Regions from separate parts of the Homo sapiens genome. Here region 2 is linked to region 1. The links are chromatin contacts, found by Hi-C or POLR2A ChIA-PET in ENCODE. All regions are on one chromosome and are shown on one strand. The core of a region is the stretch at or near the end of the contact, and the rest is flanking DNA. Distances in the headings are between cores, read along the strand shown.

The links. Hi-C counts contacts between places; a loop is a spot of excess contacts on that map. ChIA-PET counts read pairs that join two places held with the same protein, here RNA polymerase II (POLR2A). Pooled maps may share reads with other maps.
Region 2: a map of naive thymus-derived CD4-positive, alpha-beta T cell shows a loop between it and region 1 (3-fold over the local background). The contact joins two enhancer-like sites. A Hi-C loop is called at or near these places in 2 of 168 maps with a recorded cell type or tissue (Caco-2 and naive thymus-derived CD4-positive, alpha-beta T cell), 10 of 37 single-sample maps with no recorded cell type and 7 of 50 pooled maps. POLR2A ChIA-PET finds 5 or more read pairs at or near these places in 12 of 52 experiments (B cell, Caco-2, GM12878 and 7 more).

What each region holds. Positions count from the first base shown.
Region 1 is chr12:31,296,591-31,301,284 of GRCh38, forward strand. It overlaps SINHCAF (SIN3-HDAC complex associated factor), which reads right to left. Exons shown (of 6, transcript NM_001135812.2): 2 at 1,487-1,634. The coding sequence starts at 1,614. Among named protein-coding and RNA genes, the nearest start is that of FLJ13224, 25 kb to the right of the region's middle. Within about 2 kb of position 2,046, at least 2 of the 41 ENCODE cell types and tissues checked have a DNase peak (open chromatin) inside an H3K27ac peak, as active enhancers do; they include GM12878, where a contact is called at or near this core.
Region 2 is chr12:31,359,949-31,364,642 of GRCh38, forward strand. LINC02387 (long intergenic non-protein coding RNA 2387) reads right to left here. Exons shown (of 2, transcript NR_146469.1): 2 at 3,533-3,847. Among named protein-coding and RNA genes, the nearest start is that of LINC02387, 7.0 kb to the right of the region's middle. RefSeq lists an enhancer at 4,571-4,694. Within about 2 kb of position 2,268, at least 7 of the 41 ENCODE cell types and tissues checked have a DNase peak (open chromatin) inside an H3K27ac peak, as active enhancers do; they include GM12878, where a contact is called at or near this core.

The DNA.
Region 1 (4,694 bases), core at 796-3,295:
AGATGAGGTGGCTTATGCCTGTAATCCCAGCACTTTAGGAGGCTGAGGCAGCCGGGAGTTCGAGACCAGCCTGGGCAACATGGCAAAATCCTGTATCTACAAAAAAATAGAAAAATTAGCAGGGCATGGTAGTACATGCCTGTAGTCCCAGCTACTCAGGAGAGAGAGGTGGGAGGCTCACCTGAGGCCAGTGAGGTCAAGGCTGCAGTGAGCCATGACAGTGACACTGCAGTTCTGCCTGGGTGACAGAGTGAGACTCTGTCTCAAACAAACCAACAAACAAACAAACGATTATATTGCTGAGTAAGGTGGTGCACACCTGTAGTCCCAGCTACTCGAGAGGCTCAGACGGGAGGATCACTTGAGCCCAAAAGTTCAAGGCTGTGGTGCACAATGATCACACCTGTGAATAGCTACTGCACTCCAGCCTAGGCAACATAGGAAGACATTGTCTCTTTAAAAAAGAAAAGAAAAAAAGAATGATTTCCCATGTTAGAAATTACTTTCACCACTTTTTCTTATCAAAACATTTGTTGATCATTTATTGTTAATCCTGGACTTTTTAACTATTCTGAAGGTGTCAAAAAGGTCTGTGCCAACCATGCATGCCTTTTTAAATTTTATTTTTATTTTAGTATCTTCATTTCCTCAACCTCCCAGGCTCAGGTGATCCTCTCACTTCAGCCTCCGACGTAGCTAGGACTACAGGCATGTACCGCCACGTCTGGTGAGTTTTTTGTTTGTATTTTTTGTAGAGATGGGTTTCCCCATGTTGCCCAGGCTGGTTTCAAGCTCCTGGGCTCAAGTGACCCACCTGCCTCAGCCTCCCAAAGTGCTGGGATTACTAGCGTGAGCCACTGCACCCGGTCAAGCGTAATTTTTTTTTTTTTTTTTTTTTTTTGAGACAGAGTCTCATTCTGTCGCCAGGCTGGAGTGCAGTGGCGTGATCTCGGCTCACTACAACCTCCGCCTCCTGGGTTCAAGTGATTCTCCTGCCTCAGCCTCTGGAGTAACTGGGACTACAAGTGTGCACCACCACGCCCAGCTTATTTTTGTATTTTTAGTAGAGATGGGGTTTCACCATGTTGGCCAGGATGGTCTCGATCTCTTGACCTCGTGATCCGCCCGCCTCGGCCTCCCAAAATGCTCTCAGATTACTGGTGTGAGCCACTGCACCCAGTCAAGGGTAATTTTTTTAAAAGCCTTTTTAAAAATTAACCACAAAAGGAAGTCAACAACAAAAGGGTTTGTCTAGCTACAACTTTAAGGGGCTTCACGATTAATGTGGTAGCTCCTCATAATCTGGAAAAAAGTAGGCTGTCAGCATTGTTTGATTCATTTAAAAAGCAGGAGACTTACACAGCCTAAATTAGAATAAGTGATTTTTATTATTAGCACATTGTTCCAATCACCTTGCTTACAAATATTTCTGTATGCTGTGGTATTTTTTCACTCTAAGAATAGTACAAACATCAGGTGATCTTACCCAAAACAGCTCTGGAAGTCCTTTTCATAGCGTTTACTGTCAGTGAATCGAGAACTGGAGGACTTAGCTCTGCAAATACAGCAGCCCTCTATACTTCGGTACATCTTTGGCTTGTGAAAACCAAACATCTTTTCTTCTGGGCAATAGTCTGTAAAGCCAAGGGAATTGACATATCTTTGTTGAGGGCTGTAACAAGGAACCATTAAAGAGTTCTCTCTGCTCCACCCCACCCCCAAGCAACTTGGTGTTATATGACCAAGACAGGCAGGCAGCTCAAGGGAAGACCTCCTGGATCGACCTCCATTCTTGGCACTATCAAGGCAAGCGTATAAAACACAAAGAAAAGCCTAGTTATTTAAGGAGGACTCTACTACCTCCTAACTCGCCTAACAAACATGCAATCTAAAAATGGGGAAGAGAAGCATTTTTTAAAATCAGGTTTTGAAGTAAGAAATGCCACAAACAATCCTGTAAAATAATGAAGCTGTACACAATTAAGGATGCATCCTTAAATTTAAGACACACCTTTTTATTTTGCACATTTGCATTAACGTGATTCCCCTCTGGGGAAGTTTTGAGCATTTACCATGAATACTATTTGATACTAAGCACACAACTAGCTCACTATGCATCAGCCCATACTACTTTGCCTAATGGGAATTCAGAGGGGATTTCTTCTGTGATAAATGGGAAGTTCTAAGCAGTCAAGTTTGCCCCTGAATTGAAACTGCTGAAGGGAAGATGTAAAATTCACAAAAATCCAAGGTTAGAATTTAATAATAATAATTCCTTATTATCATTAAGACAAAAAAAGAACGAGCTCATGTTGTCTGACCGCTGATCTGCCCCTTAGTTGTTAGAGGTTTGTGGACCTCTTCTACAAGGCTTTGTGCCTGAGAGTAGTAACAGTGGGAGGCAAATGTCCCAGAGACGTAGAGTGAAATAAATTGCAGTCCTCCTGTTAAAAAAAAAAAAAATCTCAACGTCAAGGAAGGAATGAAAACAGCTCTGGGGCTGGATGCAAATATGTAGCTGGCAGTAAATCTGTACCTTAGGAAAAGTAATTTGGAATATCCAAATCAAGGGCCAGCTCACCAAAACAACCGGACTAAGAGAGGTGATGAAAAGGCAATGAATATAGAAACTAAACTCCAATGGACAAGTCAGAGGATGTGTGTATGTATGAGGGTCTAACTATAAATTATCACAAAATTATCACATAAAGCAACAATAAAAGAAAAAAATTTTTTTTTTTTTGGAGACAGAGTCTCACTCTTTCACCCAGGCTGGAGTGCGGTGGCGCGATCTAGGCTCACTGCAAGCTCTGCCTCCCAGGTTCAAGTGATTCTCCTGCCTCAGCCTCCCTAGTAGCTGGGACTACAGGTGCCCGCCACCACACCCGGCTAACTTTTTGTATTTTTAGTAGAGACAGGGTTTCAGCATGTTAGCCAGGATGGTCTCGATCTCCTGACCTTGTGATCCACCCGTCTCGGCCTCCCAAAGTGCTGGGATTACAGGCGTGAGCCACCGTGCCCGGCCAAGAAAATTATTAATATCACTTTCGTGTCCATAGTTTTAGGAGTTATTACCACAGAACACTATCTTTTTAAAGTTGTTTTAGAAATAAACTTAGATGAGTAAACCTAAAGCTTCAGTACAGTCATGTGTTGCTTAACAATGGGGACACATTCTGAGAAATGCATCATTGGGCATCCTTGTGCAGACATCAGTGTCCTCACATAAACCAAGATGGCAATAGCCTACAACACCCCTAGGCTATATGGGATAGCCTACTGTTCCAAGGCAACAAACTTATACAGCGTGTGACGGTACTGAATGCCGTGGGCAACTGTAATACAATGGTAAGAATCTGTGCATCTAAATATAGAAAAGGTACAAAAAAATATGGTATCATAATCTTTTGGGACCACCATCATATATGCAGTCTGTGGTTGACCGAAACGTCCTTGTGTGACATATGGCTGTATTTGTCTTTGGATTATCTCGTCTGATCCCATTCCATTCCAATTCTGGTTAGTATAATATAGCAAGTATTAATGAAAATGATTCAGAACCAAATATCCAGGCTTTTTATGTGTATTTTTTTGGTATTGAGGGGTTTTGAAATATAGACAGAGGTTTTACAACTTTTAAAAGAAAATTTTTTTAAAACTTTTATTAGCAAATAATTAGCTAAAAACTGAAGCTTCCCTTTCAAACAGGCTATTGTTAATAAACTGTTCCTCTGCCATGTTTTTGTTGGTGAGAGAGGCAGGCAAAAGAGTGGGATGGGGGCAAGGCAGAAGGCCTTCATGCATTTCAATAATTAAGTCTAAACAGTTACCTCTAAGAACTGTTTTAAAAAAAACATTTTTAGTTGATAATAATTTTAGTTAAATGCTTGGGAATTTGATGTCTTTGAGAGGAAGAAAAATGAGGAAGTACCCTCTACACAGTCATAAGAAAAGATCTAGAGAGGCCTGCTCAAATGAGGCAGATTTTTTTTTCTCAATCCAACAACAAACCCATATGATAACTGAAAAGAAAATCCTGAAGAAAATGGTCGCATGTTGCTTTGGAAAAAACAATGTCAAATGACAGAAGATTGCAGAAACAAGAAAGCAGAGTAGCAGTTATTGCTTTAATTTGTGTATTCCTGTTTTAAGGCAAAATGTTAATACGGCCCTCGTCCTCACACCACCCTGCGCTCTTCTCCAAACTCGCCCAACAGCTTGCATTACCATCAAGAAGGTCAGAGAACAGTTCCTCTAATACTCTCCAACTTCATCCATAACTCTTGGAAACTTCAGCCTCCCTTCTCAGCAAGGACAAAAGAAGCAGAGCAAAAAAGGCCAGTTCATTCCATTAATACACAGACCAAATCCTATTACGACAGACAGATTCCTATCTCTACCCTCACCATCTCTTTCCCTTCCCCCAAATAAACAAGTCCTCAAAGCTATCAGCATTCAGCTCATCTCTAGGATGTGAACTACCTTCACTGAGGTTGGATTTGACCAAGACGCCATAGTTTGTGCCAGTTACCACACTGCTAAGCTGTTAAGGATGTTAGGGTTATAGGTGAATATTGAGGCTTTCTTTTTAATCAGCAGCCATTGTGAATTAAGTGTTCCTCTTCAATGATTTTTTTCTGCTGGTGGGGACCTCCACAAAACTTACCCAGCACCCCTAGCAAGACATTCCAGTC
Region 2 (4,694 bases), core at 1,018-3,517, 64 kb after region 1:
TTTTATACCTCTTCCTGTTTATGTTATCAAGAAGTTAGTATGTAGACTTCAGAACTCAATTTTGATCTGCTCTTGATTAAACCTTGGTTTACAGAACTACGGTAGTTTTTCACATTGTAGAGAAAAAGTTGAACTATTTTAATAATGGATTTTCTGTGTGTATAGAAACTCCTACAATTGATTTAAATTTTTTTTTTTTTTGAGACAGATTCTTGCTTTGTCGCCCAGGCTGGAGTGATCTCGGCTCACTGCAACCTCCACCTCCTGGATTCAAGCAATTCTCCTGCCTCAGCCTCCCAAGTAGCTGGAATTACAGGCACCCGCCACCACACTAATTTTTGTAGTTTTTAGTAGAGATGGGGTTTCACCATGTTGCCCAAGGCTGGTGTCCAACTCCTGACCTCAAGTGATCTACCCTCCTCGGCCTCCCAAAGTGCTGGGATTACAGGCGTGAGCCACCACGCCCAACCTTGAGTTAAATTTCTAAAAATCTCAACATAATGTGTTTGGCTCCTCTTCTTATTATGCTTAGAGTTAGGCACTAGCACATACTAGACCTAAACTTGACTGATTTGAAAAGACCACTGAAATCCATGATTTGCTGCGGATCCTCTGTGTCTGCTGTGGCCAATATAAAGAAACTTGGATGCACTTAATTTATGAAGACAAGCTTTGTTGATCTGGAAGTTGAATGATAAATGTGAATCCAATGACGCCATACCCCTGCGGATAATGGCAGGCTGGATGTAGCATGTTAGCCGTCATATTCTGTGTGCTCCCTGCGATGTGGGCACTTCCCTTCCATCGTGGTGAGGCCAAAGCAAAGGCACAGAGACCTGAACACAAACATGAAAAACACCTTACCACCTGGGAGTCAGGGGCAGGTTCAGGCACATCCATTCCTCTGGCATTTGAGCAGCTGTTTTCCACAGCATTAACTCAGCACGGCAGGGTAAGTCAGATTAAAAACCAATAAAAGAGTAGTATCCTCATACCACCCTCAACGTCTTCCTGCTTCACCAAAAAACCAATAAAAGACTGAATGTGGCCCTTTATCAGCTAGACCTCAAAATCTTCTTTGCTTTCTATGCGTATTTCCAATAAAAAAGTACAAGGGTTGTTAAAAGTCCTTATTTATTTATTTATTTATTTATTTATTTATTTATTTATTTTTAGAACCAGGGTCTCACTCTGTTGCCCAGGCTGGAGTTCAGTGGTGCAGTCATAGCTCAGTGCAGCCTCCAACTCCTGAGCTCAAGTGATCCTCCCACTTCAGCCTCCAGAGAAGTTGGGACTACAGGTGCATGCTACCACGCCAGGCTAATGCTTTTGGTTTTTTAAGAGTTTTGTTGAGTCAGGGTCTTGCTATGTTGCCCAGGCTGGTCTCAAATTCCTAGCTTCAAGCAGTCCTCCTCCCTCAGCCTCCCAAAGGGTTGGTATTACAGGCATGAACCACTGTGCCTGGCCTTAAAGTCCTTTTGAAACACAAGACAAGAAACATTTGGCCGCGCACAGTGGCTCATGCCTGTAATCCCAGCACTTTGGGAGGCCAAGGCAGGTAGATCATGAGGTCAGGAGTTCAAGACCAGCCTGGCCAAGATGGTGAAACCCCATCTCTACTAAAAATACAAAAAATTAGCTGGGCATGGTGGCACGTGACTGTAATCCCAACTACTCAGAAGGCTGAGGCAGAGAATTGCTTAAAACCCAGGAGGTGGAGGTTGCAGTGAGCCAAGATCTCGCCACTGCACTCCAGCCTGGGCAACAGAGCAAGACTCTGTCTCGAAAAAATTAAAAATAAAAATACAAAAATTAGCTGGGCATAGTGGCACGTGCCTGTCATCCCACCTACTCAGGAGGCTGGGGCAGGCGAATCGCTTGAACCCGGGAGGCGGAGGTTGCGGTGAGCCAAGATCGCGCCATTGCACGCCAGCCTGGGCAACAGAGCGAAACTCAGTCTCAAAAAAAAAAAAAAAGGAAACATTTATTGAACACCTAGTACATTCCATGCACTGTAGTGTGTGTGGTTTTATTTAATTTCATCTCTGCCCAACCCTGGGAAACGGTCTATTAGCAGACGCAGAGGATAAGGCACAGGACGATCAGGTAACACACCCAGGGCCAAATATCATAAATGGCAGAATTCAAATTAAAGCCACCTTCCAAGCCATGTCCCTCCCATCGTCACAATACTGCATGTCTACAGCACAGTTGATGGGCATAACCCTTCTTAGCAACAGCAAGCAGCTGAGCAGAAAGTAATTGCAGGAGGCAGAGCCAAGAGGAAAACTGCTGAGAGTGCTGACGGTAGGTGGAGAGAACAGAAGCACACACCGTAGGGTGCAATCTTAGTGAGCTTTGTTTTCCTTCAATAGAGGTGAGTTCAGACCCAGGCATGTCTCTCCAACATTCATTTCCCCTGCTTCGGCACCATAGACTTGAAGGATTGGACTCAGGAGTTGGGGAGGACACGGGGGAAGTTGCTTTCCTGGTGCTGAGGCCCCCGGCCACCGTGGTAGTGTACAGCAAGTACAGGGTAACAGAAGGGCCAGCAGGAGGACACGGCGCAATGGTGTACCGAGGGACAGGAGAGTGAATCAGAGCCACAGGACAGAGCTCCACCTGTTTCCAGGGAAGTGCATGGGGGGCTCCCGGAAGCCAAAGGCAGCGCCCAGAGGCAGTGTGAAGAGGCCTTCCTCAGACCTCAGGGTTTCGGCAGGGATAGTGGGTGACCTGTGTGCTGGCTCTCCAGAAACTGAAAGCAGCAAGAGACACTTGGGCTCCTTTTTTAGTTTTTCTGGTTTGTTTTGTTTTGTTTTTTTGCAGGCACTCGGTGGTTAGCTGGAAATAAAGGTGGAGGAACTGGGCAGTTCAAAGGCAGAGACGGCTTCCCCCACCCCCACCTCACCTCCCCTTTCATTCAGAAAAGCCACAAAAGCGTGGCCCCAGGGTGTGTGTGAAAGGAGGGAGGAGTGACTCCACCTAGCTCCTCTGGAGTAAAGAGAGGCTGTGGGCCTGGTGTCGTGCGTGCATGCCTGCATGTGCCTGTGTGTGTGCATGCTTGCCTGGTGCTCAAGGGTCAGGGGAAGCTGGCTGAGAAGACTGAGGAGATGGAGGGAGGTGGAGGGAAGTGTAATAGAAGGAGGTGGAGGAAGGTGGCTGCCATAGAGCTTTGGCTCTGGCTGGCCTGAGTCTCTTCCTGAAGTTGCAGCTGCACTTTGGGGCCAGGCGCTGTTGACACTGTGGGTATAAACATGTGGCCAGCAGCAGAATAGAGACTCAGAGTCTTGAGAAAGAAAGTGGTGACTTCCCACTCCTCCTTCCTTCTTTCCTGTACAGAGTCTGCCATCTGGGGGCAGAGATATGGGCAAGCCCTCATTATAATACTAGCAGTGAAGGGCTGGGCATGACAGGTGGAAACACCACTGACTCTAGAACTCAGAGCATGGAATTTGGTATGGTGGCAGGCAGGGGTCCAGAGGTAGTATTTGTTATCTATTGCTGTGTAACGAATTAGCTTAAGGTATAGCAGTTCAAGAGAAGAAATGTTTATTATCTCACAATTTCTTTGGGTCAGAAATACAGGTGTGGTTTAGCTGAATGCTTTCTGGCTGAAGGTGTTTCAGGACGTTACAGTCATGCCACCAGCTGGGGCTGCCAACTCATCTGAAGGCTCAACACAGGGGGACCGGAGTCCAAGCTCCCTCACATGGTCACCAGCAGGATTCAGTTCCTCGAAGGCTGTCATTTAGAGGCCTCCCTCCGTCCCTCCTTACAGGTCCTTCTCACAGGGCACTTCGTGACATGGCAGCTGACTTTCTGGGGACCATCCAAGTGAGAAAGAGCCCTTAGAAAGAAGTGACAGTCTTTATATAACCTAATCTCAGAAGTGACAACTCATCCCTTCTACAAGGTTCTATTATTCAAAATTGCATCTGTAAATCCAGCTCACTCAAGGGAAAGGGATTACTAGGAGATAGGGGTCACTGGGGGCCATTCTAGAGGCTCCCTGTCACAGCATCCAAGCTGAGACCTACAGAATGACAGGAGTTCACCAGGCAGGGAGGCAGGAGGGAGTTGGGGGACGGCAGGTGCAGTGAACCATGGTTGTAACTCAGTATGGCTGCACAGAGAGCACTGCCTGAGGGTGAGCAGTGCTGTGGAGAGGCCAGCAGGGCCCAGAACTTGTACCATCTTTTAACCCAGGTTTGTAAGGGTGGACTTTATCCTGCAAGCATGAAGATCCTAAAGCTTGAGGCTAACGGTTAAGATTTGGCTTTAGAAAGATTACACTGCTGGCCCAGCTCAGTGGCTCACGCCTGTAATCCCAGCATTTTGGGAGGCTGAGGTGGGCGGATCACCTGAGGTCAGGAGTTCGAGACCAGCCTGGCCAACATGGTGAAACCCTGGTTCTCCTAAAAATACAAAAAAATTAGCTGGGCATGGTGGTGGGTGCTTGTAATCCCAGCTATGCGGGAGGCTGAGGCAGGAGAATCGCCTGAACCCGGGAGGTGGAGGAGGTTGCAGTGAGCCAAGATGGCACCGCTGCACTCCAGCCTGGGTGACAGAGTGAGACTGTATCTGAAAGAAAGGAAAGGGAAAAAAAAGAAAGAAAAAAAAAAGAAAAGAAAAGAAGGAAGGTTATCACTGCTGTGGGGAGAATGGATTGAAGAGAGTAAAAGAGCAGAGGAAGG